2 separate regions of the Homo sapiens genome follow, and region 2 is linked to region 1. The links are chromatin contacts, found by Hi-C or POLR2A ChIA-PET in ENCODE. All regions are on one chromosome and are shown on one strand. The core of a region is the stretch at or near the end of the contact, and the rest is flanking DNA. Distances in the headings are between cores, read along the strand shown.

Evidence for each region. A loop is a pair of places that touch in the nucleus more often than their neighbours do. ChIA-PET counts read pairs that join two places held with the same protein, here RNA polymerase II (POLR2A). Pooled maps may share reads with other maps.
Region 2: a loop to region 1 is called in a map of CD8-positive, alpha-beta T cell, with 6 times the contacts of the local background. The contact joins the enhancer-like site here to the promoter of UQCRFS1-DT in region 1. A Hi-C loop is called at or near these places in 1 of 168 maps with a recorded cell type or tissue (CD8-positive, alpha-beta T cell) and 4 of 50 pooled maps. POLR2A ChIA-PET finds 5 or more read pairs at or near these places in 1 of 52 experiments (activated CD4-positive, alpha-beta T cell).

The regions. Positions count from the first base shown.
Region 1 is chr19:29,210,904-29,216,623 of GRCh38, forward strand. UQCRFS1-DT (UQCRFS1 divergent transcript) reads left to right here and starts at 2,350. Exons shown (of 2, transcript NR_184022.1): 1 at 2,350-2,505; 2 at 4,378-4,912. It overlaps UQCRFS1 (ubiquinol-cytochrome c reductase, Rieske iron-sulfur polypeptide 1), which reads right to left and starts at 2,248. Exons shown (of 2, transcript NM_006003.3): 1 at 2,002-2,248. The coding sequence starts at 2,215. RefSeq lists a silencer at 1,842-2,151 and an enhancer at 2,192-2,431.
Region 2 is chr19:31,211,287-31,217,006 of GRCh38, forward strand. It overlaps a transcript of TSHZ3 not described here. Among named protein-coding and RNA genes, the nearest start is that of LINC01791, 47 kb to the left of the region's middle. RefSeq lists an enhancer at 335-835. Within about 2 kb of position 3,010, at least 7 of the 41 ENCODE cell types and tissues checked have a DNase peak (open chromatin) inside an H3K27ac peak, as active enhancers do; they include CD8-positive, alpha-beta T cell, where a contact is called at or near this core.

The sequences.
Region 1 (5,720 bases), core at 1,100-3,599:
TTCTAGTTCTAGATCCCTGAGGAATCTCCACACTGACTTCCACAATGGTTGAACTAGTTTACAGTCCCACCAACAGTGTAAAAGTGTTCCTATTTCTCCACATCCTCTCCAGCACCTGTTGTTTCCTGACTTTTTAATGACTGCCATTCTAACTGGTGTGAGATGGTATCTCATTGTGGTTTACAGGCAACCTAAAAATTGGGAGAAAATTTTTGCAACCTACTCATCTGACAAAGGGCTAATATCCAGAATCTACAATGAACTCAAACAAATTTACAAGAAAAAAACAAACAACCCCATCAAAAAGTGGGCGAAGGACATGAACAGACACTTCTCAAAAGAAGACATTTATGCAGCCAAAAAACACATGAAAAAATGCTCAGCATCACTGGCCATCAGAGAAATGTAAGCCTCCAATTTTTTGAAGAAACTTTAGCAACACGACGAATTCCAAAGATGCTTTTCTTTTGCTATTGAAATGTTCTCCTTCCTTCCTTCTCACCTCCAGGTCCCAAGGATGGGCTAGGGTACTCTACACCTGCCATGGACAGTTTCTTCAAAACCCACTGATGCTCCTTAACAAATATTCATTCACAAATACTTTGCACTAACTGTATACAAAATCCGACGTTGTGAAAGATAGAAAAATAAAGAAGATATTACCTTCTCTATGCCCTTAAGCCCAAGGGTGGAGGAGTTACCAATAAACACAATACAGAGTGTAAAGTGTATGTGCTACAGAGACAGACAAATCAGCAAATAAAAACTTTATTCACCTGATCCTTAACTGAGATTGAAAAGATGGGTAAGGAAAACATATGGACATGTAGCAACTTAGTGGAAGGACCATGAAGAAAGTGCAGAGCCCAGGGTGAATGAAGACAGAGTAAAAAGAAAAGTGGCGGGCAATTTGGTTAGCGTGTAGGGGAAGAGTCACAAACAGCTATCAGTGGAGCCAGGCTGGTAACAGAATGAAACACGCAGACCTGGTAAAGACTGTGACAAACTGGAGAAGACCACTTGCTCCAACTGCGGGGGCGGCCACTACACAGCACACTATGGAATTTTCCCAAGTAGAAACTAGATCCCAGTATTACCGGCTTCCAGCATTTTAAGAGATGCCATTAGTCTTCCCAGTTTTTTTGAAAACTACACAGCCTGCAGACACACTGCCCACAGGCTGCCATTTCTCTATCTCCGATACAGGGCCAAGTAAAGATGGAAGGCGAGGCAAAGAAGATAAACGGGGATCTAAGGACAGAGGGTGTGGAATAGCCCCTGCGAAGAGCTCAGTGGCTACGACAATTCGTCTTGTCAAATCCCTGCTACCACATGTCCACACCACGGATCCTGGTGCGAGTCATTCTACCTCGTCTGTTTTCTCATCTGTAAAATGTAAATGTCGTCAATCTCTGCCCGTCCTTGACGACTGATTATGTTGTGACACTACACTGTAACTGACCTTGTGTATGTTTTTTTTGTTTTTTTTTTGGTGGGGGGGTGATGAAGGGGAAGGACATGAAGGGATCGGTAGTGGTGAGAAGACCAACTTCCCAAATATTAGTAAGTTTCCATTTCTTAAGCATGTAAGTGCCCAAACTGTGCTAACGGCTTTACGTAGAATTCCTCCACCTAAGCCTCACGACACCCCTACAAAATTGATAAAGATATGAATCCATTTCACAGGAAGTACGTTTAGAAACTCGCCCAAGGTCAAACGACCTGCAAGCAACAAAACCCCTCAGAGGTGGCTGGAACAGCGGGACTACAGAGCTCGTGAACTCGGCCGAGGAGGAACCAGGCGAAGCCGGCGGACGCGAGTCCAGGCCGGCCACCAGAAAGACGCCCCGAGCCCGGGGGCCAGGCCCAGAGTTGCGGAGGCCGCCCAGCCCGACCTGATTCAGGCTCCGCTCGCGCGCCCGCGGCCGCTCCCTGCTGGGGGCCGGAGGAGCGGGCACCGAGAGACCCCCAGCCCTGCTCGCGGCCCTCGCCCCGGCTCACCATTGAGGCCCACGGAGGCGACCAAAGGCCGGCGCACGGCCTGGCCGCTCAGCGACTCCCGGCTGAGGAAGGGCCGCTTCAGGTCCAACACAGGCTGCTCCGGGGTGGCGGGCACCGTGGCCTGCACCAAGGGCCGCAGCGCGCCCGCCACCCCGCGGGACGTGGCCGACAGGACGGGCGCGAACGGGCCTGAGCGGGATGCTACCGACAACATGGCGACAGCCGCTCCAACCGCCAAGCCGGTCACAGGGACGACCTTCCAACCACGGCGCAGGCGCGAGGAGGCGCGGGACGCGTGACGACAGCGCGCCGCCGGAAAGGAAATTCTGCAGTCCTGCAGGGCGGGGCAAACTTGGAGAGGCGCTGCGTCGGGGGACGGGGCTACAAGCCGTCGCTGGGGGCGGGGCTTGCGGCCCACCTGTAGGTCCCGGTGCCACCTCGTCAGTGTCCCGAGAGATCCCCAGAAGAACGAGAGGGCTGAACAGGGGACCCCACTGACGTCCGGTGGGCCGACTTTACGATCCTTTAGGGTAAAAATTTCATCTAGGAAGACCTAGAGATAACAATAAACGATTATAGTTTAACTTAGGATGGTAATATATCTCAACTACGACGAAGTCCAGCACATAGTAATCGCTATGTGTTTACTATGATGATTTTTATTATCTTCATCTAACAACAACAACAACAAAAAGGCCAGAGGCATCTGTGCAAAGCTCGATAATGCTAATGGATTATGTTTATTAAGTATTCACTGTGTATTTGGTTTTGCGTTTTATTATACCTACGTTCTTTCATTTGTTATCAAGGTCTCTATGAAGTCAGAGCTATTACTATCAGCATTTTACCCATGAAGAAACCGAGGTTTAGAGAGATTCTTTTCCAGGAACTGGATAGCCAGCAAGATGTGAAGCAGGGTAATCTGTCTCCTGAGTCTATGCTCTTCAGTGCCACCACTGTTTCCCAAAGTAGGATTTTAGAATTTTAGAGGATGCACAGAGCTCGCTCATTCATGTTCCATCACATAGTGAGAAAGTTTTGTTTTCTTTTGTTTTGTTTTTCAATCCTGATTGCACCAATGAGAAAGTCTCAGTTTGGTGCTAATACATCTTTAATTAAAAAAAAAAAAAAGTAGAGATGAGGTCTCACTATATTGCCCACTCCAGTCTCGAACTTCTGGCCTCAAGGAGTCCTGTCTCCCCCTCCCAAAGTACTGGGATTATAGGCATGAGCAAATTCACTTGGCCTCAGTTTGATCCTAATATATCTTTAATTCCTCTCTACACTTATCTCCCACTTTTAACAGAAAAGATCTTGAGTTAGAAGCTCTTAGCAGAGAACTGAGTCTAGAGTGATTTCATTATATGGTTCATAGTATTGATTTTCTATCCATACTGGTTTTCTATTCTGTACTATACTGAGATAAAGTTTTTCATTTAGGTCAAAAATAATTTAAATATTAAGTAAATGTTAATATAAGCAGTGCACAGAATTGGCTCTGTGCTGTGCATGGGCTCTGTGATCTGGGCAAGTTCCCTCACCTCTCTGTGCCTCAGTTTCCTCACCTGCCAAATGGGGGCAGTAATGATGCCATGTGTGTTGTAAAGTTACTGGGAGGAGTAAATGAACTAAAACGTGTAAAGCATCTACAAGCAGGCCCAGCACACAGGCAGCACCAAGTGAGGATTTGCTAGTGGTGTTTTTATCTGAGATGCCACCTCCTCTAAGAAGCCTTCCCTTGATCCTTGCTGACTCGTTGTTATTCCTCATGCCAGGTCCAAAGTGTACTGACAGGTTTCCCCTTTGACCTTCCTATGACTCCCCTTAGGGCCTAGGCTTTGACCAGCCTTATAGCCCAAGGGACTATATTGTACTCTCAAGATTGGAGGCTGCCTCCTCAGGGGCCACCCTAGCCAGGCTCATCACACAGCTGGCTCAGTGCTCTCCCTTGGCAACAACCTTAGGATAAAAGACATTTCCAGAGAAGTTGTCACACAGCATGCATGGTTTGAGTGCTTCACAAGAAATAATATCACAATTCCCTCTGAGTTGGTAAGGAAATGAAAAATGAATGAATGAATGAATGATCCTTCACAAAACCTTCACAATGTCCCAGTTGGGTGAACAGAATAGGAATTATCTCCAGACCTCCTGGGTTCAATTTTAGTTTCACCACTCACTAGCTGTGCCCTAGGGCAAGTTATTTAATCTCTGTGTGTGCCTCCGTCTTTCTCTTGTAAAACAGAGATAATAACAGGATCTACCCTAGAGAGTTATTTTAAGGATGAGATGGATTAATACATGTAAAATGCCTAGAACTGTGCCTGGCACACAGTATGTAAATATCTGCAATAATAATAACTTTCTATTTTCTAGATGAAGAAACTAAGACTCAGAGAAGACAAATGACATGCCCAAAGACACATTGATAAGAACGCATCTGGTAGTGGTGTTCGAGTCCAGCGTTGCAGCAGAGAGATGGGTAACTGTATGGCCGAACAGCTGTCTTCTCGTGGAAGAAGGAGGCCAATGTCCAGGAGTGGCAGGCATACTGGAACTTGGACTTCTGTAGGCCAACCTGGGTTCCACTTGGTAGATGGGGGTCTTGCTGTGTTGCCCAGGCTGGTCTCAAACTCCTGGCCTGAAGCAGTCCTCCTCCCTTAGCCTCCAGAGTAGCTGGGACTACAGGTACACACCACTGCAACCCCTCAGTGGTTGTTATTTAACTGAAGGGGGTTTTAGCTTTCATGTATCAGCTCACTCTGGAGCCAGACAGCCTGGCCTTCATGGCAGCTCTGCCCCTTACTACCTGTGTGACATCGGGCAACGTTACTGAGTGTCAGATTTCTTATTTGTAAAACAGGGATAAAAATGACATTGCTGTGCAAATTAAAAGAAAGAATCCATGTGAGATATTTAGCACACTGGCATACAATGAGAGCTTAATAAACATTGTTAGTTTTGTAAACTGAGGGAAAAAAATAGCCACAGGCCTGGGAACATAAATGCTTGGTAAGCTTCTCAGTTCCCTGGAAGTCTGACACGCAATGTGTATGTATGAACAAGGCAGGAGGAAGCATGACACCAAGCCTTCCTTTTAACAAACACTGTTTAAATCAGAGGTCGGAAGTCATGGACTGGAGATTCATTCTCTCCCCACTCATTTCTGCCCAGAGACACCTGGTGATCTGGCATACACAGTGCTATGAACCTCAGAATTATTTGCTAGCATTTACAAATTGTGAGTACTCCCACATACAAACTGTGGTAGATGGAATAATGCCTCCCCACAAAAATGTCCACAGCCTAATCCCTGGAACCTGGGAATATGTTACTTTACACAGCAAAGGAATGTTGCAGCTGTGATTGGAGATTGAGATAGGGAGAGTGTATTAGTCTGTTGTCATGCGGCTATGAAGAAATACCTGAGACTGGGTAATTTACAAAGAAAAGAGGTTTAATTCACTTACAGCTCAGCACGGCTGGTTGGGGGGGCGCCCTCAGGAAATTTACAATCATGGTAGGAGGCACCTCTTCACAGGGTGGCAGGAGAGAAAATAAGAGCAGAGCGAAGGGGGAACCCCTTATAAAACTGTCAGATCTCATGAGAACTCACTGTCATGAGAACAGCATGGGGGAAACCGCCCCCATGATCCATCACCTCCACCTGGTCCCCCCCTTGTTACAATTCAAGGGGATTGTAACAATTCAAGGTGAGA
Region 2 (5,720 bases), core at 1,760-4,259, 2.0 Mb after region 1:
GGTAATTGTGTGTGTGAAATTGCTGGGAATGGTAGCAGGTTGCAGAGATGAGGGAGGGGTAGATTTCCAGCCCTCAAGCAACTCATAGTCTAATGACAGAGGTAAGATGGACTACAGCAGACGCAGAAGGGAAGCATGGTCAGGAGTTAGAGGGACACACCAACTTCTCTTGAGCGGATGGATGCATGACTGTGGGCTCCTGGACCCGGGGAAGAAGGCAGGACTGGGCTAGCCTGGGCTGGGGCAGGGGCAGTGGTGAGGAAGGGCATCCCAGGCTCCAGCAAGGACACAGAGGAAGGAAAAGCAGGTGGCATGAAGTGTTGTGAGGCAGACCAGCCCAGTAGCGGCAGACAGCCATGGGCAAATGGCAAAAAGAGATTCAGTGGCAAAGCCAGCCCAGGCCAGCCAGACCCTGGGAGCCGGCAGGGAGATTCCAGCAGTGAGGAGCGGGGAGTGTGGGGTTTCAATCAGTGGATTTGGGGTTCAGCATGAGCCCTTTGGCCTGGGGGTGACAAAGCAGGAGCTGCAGGACCCTGAGCACTGGAAGACAACAAGGCCAGTGACAGCAACAGAAGGATCAAGGGAAAGGTGATTTAAGTGAAAAACAATAAATTTGCTTCTGGACTGAGGCGTGTTGAGGTTATATAAAGATATCCAGGGTAGATGCTTGGAGGCATGTTTGCTCAGTAGATTGAGGCTTTTAAGCCTTTTAAACAAACAAACAAACAAATCCTTGAGAGCACTTTTAAGCTTTTCTTTCTCTCTTTTTTTTTTTCTTTTTTGATACCATAGGAAATTTTGAGATAAAACCGTGAAATGTTAGGGCAGTCCCTTACCACACATATTGAGTTAGTGTAATTTGTTAAAAAGCAAAAAAAGCAAAGGGTGGCCAGACGCCATGGCTCACACCTGTAATACCAGCAATTTGGGAGGCCAAGGCAGGAGAATTACTTGAGGTCAGGAGTTCGAGACCAGTCTGGCCAATATGGTGAAACCCTGTCTCTACTGAAAAGATGCAAAAATTAGCCGGGCGTGGTGGTGCACACCTGTAATTCCAGCTACTCGGGAGGCTGAGGCTGGAGAATCACTTGAACCTGGAAGTCGGAGGTTGCAGTGAGCCAAGATCACACCACTGCACTCCAGCCTGGGTGACAGAGTGAAACTGTGTCTCAAAAATAAAAATAAATAAAGAAAAATAAAAAGCAAAAGGCTCTCATTATGTATCATCAGGGGAATTAAAATCAAAACAACAATAAGATGCCACTACACCCCTGTTAAAATAGACAAAATCGAGAACACTGACAACTCCCAGTGCTTCCAAGAGTACTGGGGAACTCTGTTACCGGAACTCTGATTCAGTACCAATGGAAATGCAAAATGGAACAGCCACTTGGAAGACAGTTTGGTGGCTTCTTACAAAACTGAACATCCTCTTAGCATACCATCCTGCAATCCCACTCCTTGATGTTTACCCAAAGGAGATTAAAATTTATGTCTCACAAAAGGCACATGGGTGTTTATGGCAGGTTTATTCATAAGTATTAACACTTGAAAGCACCCAAGACTGCCTTCAGTAGGCAAATGGATAAATAAAATGTGGTACACCCAGACAACAGAATATTATTCAGCACTATAAAGACAGAAGCTAACAAGCCATGAAAAGACATGGGAGAATCTCAAAAGCCTATAATAAAGTGAAAGAAGCCAGTGTGAAAAGGCTATATATGGTACAATTTCAACCATACGACATTCTGGAAAAGGCAAACTATGGAGACAGTAAAAAGATTGACTGGGTGCGGTGGCTCAAGACTATAATCCTAGCACTTTGGGAGGCGGAGGCGGGTGGATTGCCTGAACTCAGGAGTTTGAGACCAGCCTGGGCAACATGGTGAAACCCCGTCTCTACTAAAATACAAAAAAATTAGCCGGGCGTGGCGTCATGCACCTGTAGTCCCAGCTACTCAGGAGGCTGAGGCAGGAGAATTGCTTGAACCTAGGAGGCAGAGGTTGCAGTGTGCCAATATCACACCACTGCACTCCAGCCTGAGCAACAGAGCGAGACTCTGTCTCAAAAAAAAAAAAAAAAAAAAAAAAAAAAAAAAAAATCAGTGGTGTCCAGGGGTAAGGAGGGAAGGATGAATAGGCAGAGCACAGAAGATTTTAGGACAGTGAAACTACTCTATAGGATACTATAATGGTGGATCCATGTCTTTGTACATTTGTGTAAACCCATAGAATGTACAACATCAAGAGTGAACACTGACATAGCTATGTACTTTGGGTGGTGATGATGGGTCAATGTAGGTTCCTCAGTTGTAACAAAGGTACCACCCTGGTGGGGGATGTTGGTAACGGGGTGATTGCATGTATGTGTAAGCAACAGGAGGTATATGGGAAATCTCTGTATCTCTTGTGAACCAAAAACTGAAATAAAGTCTATTTAAAAGAAAAAAACGCAATGGAGGAGAGGAGCAGATTACATAAAAGGAATGAGCGTGCTGGCACTTAGCGCACGTTTGGTGCCCAGTCCTCACTCTCATTCTCTTTAGAATAAGTCTACACTCTTTCTTCTGAGCCTCGAGCTGCCCCTGGAGTTTAGACAATTATCTTCCTTTGAGGATTTGAGAAAAGTTTTCAAATTGCGACAATTTAGGGGGATTTTATTTTTTATTTTATTCTTATTTCTCACTCCTTACTTCTTCCTGCACTTGGAATCGTTAACTTGTGCTGAGTGTGGCCGCCAGGCCATCACTGCTAGAAAGGACGAGAGATTCTTAGCAGTAGTCAGAGAGCACCCGTCGGGACCAGTCCTTCTAATTCTCAAACCAAATGAGGTTGAACAAACCCGGGTAAGTTTTGGCGCTTCCGGCTGGTTGTTCCAAATCTTTGAAAGCCCTCTGCGCACTCTCCGTCATTCATGTAATCATTTAAAATATGTCTTCCTGTACAGGAACTGGGTCCCAGCCGCAGGGTAACCAGAGGCTGCATGAGTCACTGTGGTTAAGACAGATCATTGAATTCTCAGCTGGCGTGACCTCATAGCTGGGAAGCCAGAGGGCCTGCGCCAGCCAAGAGGAGCTAGCTTTGCTGATGGTGTGGTGCAGGAAGTGACTCTGCCCCATACCTGAGTCCTTTCCATAGGAAGTGAGCTGAGTGGAGACAACAGCAGATTGAGAAAGCAAGAACAGAGTCTTTGATTCTTGAGTTTTATTCAGCTCAGGGAAAGACTGCATTCATACCTGGATAAGGCATTGCACCTAAGTTGACTGAGACTTATCACTTTCACATCCCAGGATTAAGTGTGGGGGTCCTGAAGACCTATTTCCTAAAGAATCAGGCAGGCCGGGCGTGGTGGCCCACGCCTGTAATCCCAGCACTTTGGGAGGCCAAGGCAGGCAGATCACGAGGCCAGGAAATCGAGACCATCCTGGCTAACACGGTGAAACCCCGTCTCTACTAAAAATACAAAAAATTAGCCGGGCGTGGTGGCGGGCGCCTGTAGTCCCAGCTACTCGGGAGGCTGAGGCAGGAGAATGGCGTGAACCCGGGAGGCGGAGCTTGCAGTGAGCGGAGATCCGGTCACTGCACTCCAGTCTGGGCGACAGAGCGAGACTCTGTCTCAGAAAAAAAAAAAAAAAAAAAAAAAGAACCGAGCATTCAACCCTCATCCATAGACCATTCCCTCTTTGCCAAAAATGTAACAAAGCAGGAGGGGATTAAAATAAAATTTTTAAAAAGTTGGCAGGTACCAAATATTGATACAAAAATGAAGATATTCGGTTGGTTGGCTATACATCTCCAGTGTAGGTGTTTCAAGCATTTCCCAGACATTAGTCATTTAGATACCACATTCAGAATTGTGGCGCTATATCATGTCAATACTACCCTGTACTCATATTTTTCTTTAATATGAGTCAGGTCTTTACTTAAATAAATTTACTCAAAAAGGAAAATTGCTGTCACTCACTGGGAAGTCAGAATCATCTGTCATAAATTGTAAATCACACAAATGAATTTAATGAAAACATTAAATTAGAAGCATCTGTCCACAGAGCACATAAAATAATCTTAAATAACATCAATGCTATACAAGTAAACAAGAAACATCAAAGAACATCAATGGTATAAGTGTATACAAGAAATATCCATGGTATAAGTGTAGACAAGAAATATCAGAAATAGGGTAAAAATGTGAGCTTTAAAAAACTAAAACTCTGAAGATAGCTGGTCCCAATTGTGTTGTTTTAACCATAAAATAAAATGATTTTTTACATTAATAGGAATATTTACAGAAAAAGGTTCTAAGCTGGGTGTGGTGGCTCACGCCTATAATCCCAGCACTTTAGGAGGCTGAGGCTGGCGGATCACGAGGTTAGGAGTTCAAGACCAGCCTGACCAACATGGTGAAACCCTGCCTCTATTACAAATAAAAAAATTAGCCGGGCATAGTGGTGTGTGCCTGTAATCCCAGCTACTTGGGAGGCTGAGGCAGGAGAATCACTTGAACCCGGGAGGCGGAGCTTGCAGTGAGCCGAGATCGTGCCCCTGCACTCCAGCCTTGGCGACAAAGCGAGACTCTGTCTCAAAAAAAAAGGTATTATAATTTTTTTCTATATATAGGATCTATAGTAGAGTTTTCCAATTGGCTTAAAAAAACTATTAAAAATTAAATTAAATTTATTATTAAATATTAAATATTAAATTAAATTAAAATTGTTAAATTTTGGAGGAAAATCACCAAATTCTCAAAGAAAAACCATACAATGCAATTACTTACAACTCACGTTCTTTATGATGGTGTATGTATATATGTATACAAGAAACATCAAAGAACATCAATGGTATAAGTGTATACAAGAAATATAATTCTTTATGATGGTGTTATGTCTGGCCATCAAATCGTTCTTAAATATTTAAACTTAGTCTGCCAGAATACTCAAGAAATTCATTTTAGGCCTTTTTGGGGGGGCTCCCAGCCCCCACCATGTCTCAAGCTGAGCACACAACTAGGACCCCTATCAGCAAGGCTCCTGGCCTCATGAAGACAGCACTTTGCTGCAAAAGGAGGGACCTAATGGCCATGCTAAGGAGACAGTAACACAAGGTAGTGTGGTACAGAGGGATGAGAGTCACCTGAGATCATCAGAAAGGCTTTCCCAGGAGGCAGCTTTTTTTTTTTTTTTTGAGACAGAGTCTCCGTCACCCAGGCTGGAGGGCAGTGGTGCAATCTCAGCTCACTGCAACCTCCACCTCCCTGGCTCAAGCAGTTCTCCTGCCTCAGCCTCCCGGGTAGCTGGGACTACAGGTATGTGCTACCACACCCAGCTAATTTTTGTATTTTTGTTTTGTTTTGTTTTGTTTTGTTTTTGAGATGGAGTCTCACTCTGCCACCCAGGCTGGAGTGCAGTGGTGCGATCTCGGCTCACTGCAAGCTCTGCCTCCCGGGTTCATGCGATTCTCCTGCCTCTCTCCCGAGTAGCTGGGACCACAGGTGCCCGCCACCACGCCTGGCCAATTTTTTTTATTTTTTATTTTTTATTTTTTATTTTTTTGTAGAGACATGGTTTCACCATGTTAGCCAGGATGGTCTCGATCTCCTGACCTTGTGATCTGCCTGCCTCAGCCTCCCAAAGTGCTGGGATTACAGGCATGAGCCACCGCGCCTGACCAATTTACCAATTTTTGTATTTTTAGTAGAGAAGGTGTTTCACCATGTTGGC